Regions from separate parts of the Homo sapiens genome. Here region 1 is linked to region 2. The links are chromatin loops, found by intact Hi-C in ENCODE. Cell type or tissue: HepG2. All regions are shown on one strand.

The links. Hi-C counts contacts between places; a loop is a spot of excess contacts. Peaks named below come from ENCODE experiments on the same cell type or tissue, not always from the same donor. Only the 100,000 strongest peaks of a DNase experiment are listed, where the experiment ranks them.
Region 1: it touches region 2 in a loop (8-fold over the local background); 3 of 110 quality-filtered maps call a loop at or near these places.

What each region holds. Positions count from the first base shown.
Region 1 is chr1:205,454,054-205,456,553 of GRCh38, forward strand. It overlaps BLACAT1 (BLACAT1 overlapping LEMD1 locus), which reads right to left and starts at 1,992. Exons shown (of 2, transcript NM_001397426.2): 1 at 1,864-1,992. LEMD1-DT (LEMD1 divergent transcript) reads left to right here and starts at 2,005. Exons shown (of 3, transcript NR_148934.1): 1 at 2,005-2,170. In HepG2, a CTCF peak has its summit at 958; a DNase peak (open chromatin) is centred at 949; H3K4me3 peaks cover 541 bases; H3K27me3 peaks cover 2,500 bases.
Region 2 is chr1:205,396,133-205,398,632 of GRCh38, forward strand. All of the region lies in intron 4 of LEMD1 (LEM domain containing 1), which reads right to left. Among named protein-coding and RNA genes, the nearest start is that of LEMD1-AS1, 24 kb to the left of the region's middle. In HepG2, a CTCF peak has its summit at 1,068; a DNase peak (open chromatin) is centred at 1,069.

The DNA.
Region 1 (2,500 bases), 58 kb after region 2:
ACCTCTTGGAGGAGGAGGCAGACAGAGATGAAGGGTGGGGAGAATGGCTTCAGGGACACCACTCATTTATCAAATATGCACCGAGCACAGACAGTGGGATGGGCACCGTGCTAGGCACCAGGAGACAGCACTCAGGGAGGCCCAGCAGGCAGTCCAGTGGGAAGACAGGCCCATATGCATATGACTGCAATTCAGAGCAGTCACGTCAGCAGGACTGTGGTCTCCCCTGCCACCCAGTCTTCATGTCACCTCTTCCAGGGTTACACTGAATTTGATCCTCCCTAGTTGAGGGTCTCTCCTTCCTCTTCATGCCTTTAGGATGGTAGTCCCCAGCTCTGAGACTCCTGGATGTTCTCTTTGTGTGTGTGGGGTGCGTGGGATGGGGGTGGGGGGTGGTGGTGTATGGGCAATGGGAGGGGCCCTGAGTCTCAGAGAGTGCCCAATACTACTTGGAGGAAGTGTTATCTGGTGTGAGTGTGTGTGTGTGTGTGTGTGTGAGAGAGAGAGAGAGAGATCCTCTTTTCCTGCCTCTGTGGCAGCCCCAGTGGAGCAATGGAAAGCCGGCATTGAATGACTGAGAGATAGAAGTTGTTTGCAGCCCCAGGCCTCCGTTGTGTCCTCCTGGAGGGCATAAGCCACCAAAATTACCCCTAAAGGGGGTTTCTTAGAGGACAATCCCTTTCCCCTCAATTCAGAGCTCTTTCACCAGGGGTTCCCATCCCAGCCTCAAAAGAGCTGACTTTTCCTCCAAAGTTAGCCCTTCTTAAGGCTCAAGTTGAGAAAAGTTGTTCACTGGCAGATTAAGGTATGTAAAAAAAAAAAAATCGTCAGGAAAGATTAAATCAGACCAAAAGAAGAATTTGTTAATGAGGGTTGAGGAAAGGAAGGCAGTATACAAGCACTTCCAAACGGAGGCTGTGGAATGTTGGTCGGAAGGGAGGGCTCTCCCTTGGGCCCCCAGACGCCCTCTCCTGACCAGCTCAGCACTGGCAGGGCTGGCCAGCTCTTGTTCCCCGGGGGCACCCTGTTATGGACCCTTTCTCAGGAAAGGGAGCACCTATCCTTGTCTAGCTGCCTTCCTGGGCCCCTACCCGGCCAGAGCTCCTCCTCCAGGTGGGCTCCTAGCTCCGGCCTTTCTTAGGCATGCAAGGGCCCCAGGGATGGGGAGGCAGTGGGAGGCAGGCTTATGGCCAAGAGGTCTGGCCAGACCTAGACCCCACAGACACAATGGCTAGGAAGGACTCTGATGTGTGTGGGGAGTAGCTGGTGTCTCCTCTAAGCCTGGGACCATGTTTGCCTCCACATATACTGGAGTTGGTGGTTTGGCCCACGGACATGGCTTCTCCCAGGCCCCAAACTGGGGTCTCCTGGGGCCCTCTGTTCCAAGGGTACCAGACAAACATATGCACAGGTGTCACAAACCCCTGATCCCTAACCCCTTTACAGCCCCTTCCTCATACCACTCCATACCATGGGGTATAAAGGAAACGGAGGAGGCACTCCAAGCGGGTTTCACTCAGCGGGGACAGGAGGATCGGCTACCTCCGGAGCCAAGGCTCCCTCTCACACTCCCCCCAATCCCACCAGCGGCAAAATCCTTTAAAAGGAACAAAGGCAATGGGGGCGGGGAGGGGGCTTCCTCTTTGGTCGACCTAGGGCGGCGGCTGACGCAGCCCGCCGCCGGTCAGCTTTCAGGTGAGTGCCTGAACCCGCATCCCGCCCATGCCTTAGGGACCCCTCTTCGCCCAGCCAAGCCCGGGGCGGGGAGGAAAGTCCCCCTCAGCCGCACTCGGGCCCCCAACCCGGCCAAGGGGTCGCCAACTCGCGGCACTTTCTGCCTGTTTGTTTTCGCTCAGTACTCACAGTTTAGATGCTAAGCCGGCTCCTCTTGCACTCACTTCCTTTGTGTCTCTCTCTCTCTTTCTCTCTCTCTCCCCCTCACCAATCTCTTTCTTCCCTCCTTGTCCGATTCTCTGCTGTAGCTTCCAGTGGAGAAAAATAATTATTCTTCAATGGGTTAGCACGGGGCGCACGCACACACGCGCGCGCACACACACCCCGCCGAGGTACCCAATCAATGCACAAATCTTCGGGGTCCCTTTAACCTCTGCGGATGACTCCGGGAGTTAATTATGAAGCCTATTTCGGCGCGGCATAAATATGCATTAAGGTAGGAAATAATCGATACGCTGAACTTCTGGGAACTGGCATTTAGACGGACTCCGTCTCGCCGCCCCCCACTCCCTCCATGGCCCCACGAGCCACCTCCACAGCCTCGCGCCTTCCCGGGGTCGCAACGCCTATCACAAGCTTCTACCCGGGTTTCAGGGGGCCCCTGTAGTGGCGTGGGCGCCGCGCCGGTGCCGGGAGACCCCCTCGTGCGCCCTCTGCGGTCGGGGCAGACCCTCAGCCGGAGCTTCTTCCTCCCCCACCCCTGCAGGCCGGGCCCAAGCTGCGACACCCCCAGCACGGGCTCAGCCTGTGAACAAACTCCGAGCTC
Region 2 (2,500 bases):
GATAAGCAAGGATTGCAGCTGGGCACCACTATGCTCAGCTGATTGTTTTCTTAAATTTTATTTTTAGAGACAGGGTCTTGCTATGTTACCCAGGCTGGTCTTGAACTCCTTATTTGAACTCCTTCCACCTTGGACTCTCAAAGTGCTGGGATAATAGGCATTAGCTACCATGCCCAGCCCCTGGAGTTCTTAATATATTACTGGGGGAAGCAAAAAATGGTGCAACCATGTTGTAGAGCAATTTAATATAATCTCTTAAGTTGAACATGTGTAGACCCCTTCCATTCAGCAGTCCTACTTGTAGGTACATTCATGCAATCAGAAAAAAAAATTCTTACACATATAAACACTGGGTCCTGTACCACAAAGTTTGTAACAGCATTGTTTGTGTTAGAAAAATTTGAAAATGATCCAAATGTCCAACAAATAGGGAATGAATAAAAATACTTCTCCAATAATTCTATATAGCAGTGAAAATAAATGAACTAAAGCTACCAATAATGACCATGTAAGCTCACAGCATGATGCTGCATGGTAAGGGAAGCTGCAGAAGAAAACCTGCAGTATAATATCATTTAAATGAAATACAAAATCATGAAAAACTGAACTAAAGTTTGTGGATGCTATAAAGAAAAGGGAAAGAAGGATAAGTAGAAAATTCAGGTTAGTGGTTGCCATGGGGGAAAAGGAAGATGTCCCAAGAGGGATACACTGGGGGCTTCAGCTGATTCAGCAATGATTTATTTTTCAATCTTTTGGGTGGGAATCCAACTTCTCATTACGTAATTCTTTATTCCTTTTCATATGCATAATGTATTTTATTTTAAAAGATTTTCAGACACAGTTTTTTCCTCCCCACTTGGGCAAATTCCAGCTACCAATCTGCATATGTCAGCCCATTTCTAACTGTGCTGATTTCTGTGCCATGGTTTTAGTTTGTGATTGGAAGGTTCACCAAGAAGTGCCTCCCATGGACTCTCACTACGTAGCAATCATCAGAAAGACGAGCCTTTGCTTCCGCGGGAAAACAGATGTCCCGAGTCCTTCTGTAATACCATGGAAAGGACACTGAGGGGAGCTATTTCATCACTCAGGTGCCTGGTCTTTTTTTCCTCCCCTGTGGCCTTTTGATATAATGGAGAGGGCAACAGAATGGAAATTAGGCCACTAGATTTCTATTTCCAATTTTCCTCTAATCCTCTATGTGGTCTTGGGCAAGTCATATTCCCTTTCTGCCTGTGTCCTCATCTGTGAGATAAATCACATAGTCTCCTCCAAGAAGGCTGGGCAACACAGCAAGACCTCATCTCCACAAAAAATGTAAAAATTAGCAGGGTGTGGTGGCACACACCTGTAGTCTTAGCTGCTCAGAAGTCTGAGCCCAGGAGGTCGAGGCTATGGAGAGCTATGATCACACCACTGCACTTCAATCTGGGAGATAGAGTGAGACCCTGTCTCAAGAAGAAAAATTATCTATAATAAATCATTCCTGGACTCATGAATTGTAATGAATAATGCCTAGTGCTTACGAAGCCCTGACAAGTCTCAAGAGATTAAAAATAACTCAAGGGTGCTCATATGGGAGGTACAACAGGAAACTCCTCTTCCTAAAATGAAGACATAGATCCCTACTCACAAAGCAAAGTATAATTTAGCTAAAGCCAATATTGGTGTATTCTTAGATGAAAAAGAAAAGAAAGCTGAGTTTTCTAAACAAATCCATATTTTTTTCTACAGGAGAACACCACTGCTCATAACTCAGTTTTATGAAAATAAGTAAGTTTACCCTTATTATCATCTTGGAATCATTATAATCAGTGTTTGGTTCCACTATTTCCTCCTGCTGCTCTTGAATTTCAAAAACTGGGTTCTATTACACAGAAAAGAAATCAACATTTCATCAATAAGATCAAGATATATTGATCATATCTACCAGGAGGTCAATATTTTTACAGGAAGAATGTTAAATTACATTCCTTGTAAAGATGGCATTTAGCAGCTCCCTTAGCACACGTCAAAGGTAAGAAGAAAGGGCTTATTAAGTAGTTCAGACACTATGTAATTTTCTCTTCACTTTGACCCAACTTGAATATACAACTACTACTGGGAATAAGGAAGTTTTTCAATTAATTAAGAAACTATCAGAGAGATGTCTAACATCAGGTCTTCTAAAACCTGTATATACAACTTGAATCACACACTACTTAATGGTAGTCCTTTAATATATATTCCCATGATACACTAGGCCTGCTGGTGGCAGCCTTTGGGGTGGGCCCTGCACATGCTATTGTAGGCTTACAAGGTATCTCATAAGCAACAATAGAAATTGAGGCACAGAGAGTTAAAATCCCATTAAAGTTTTGGCAGAAAGACATTGAAATACACTTAAAATTTGGAAGCAAAAATGAGACGTGAAGTTTTCCTTCCCTTCCTTATCGTCCCCTGGGGTGTCAGTATGCTCTACACACTAAGAAAAGAGGCAGAAGGGACATGGACACAG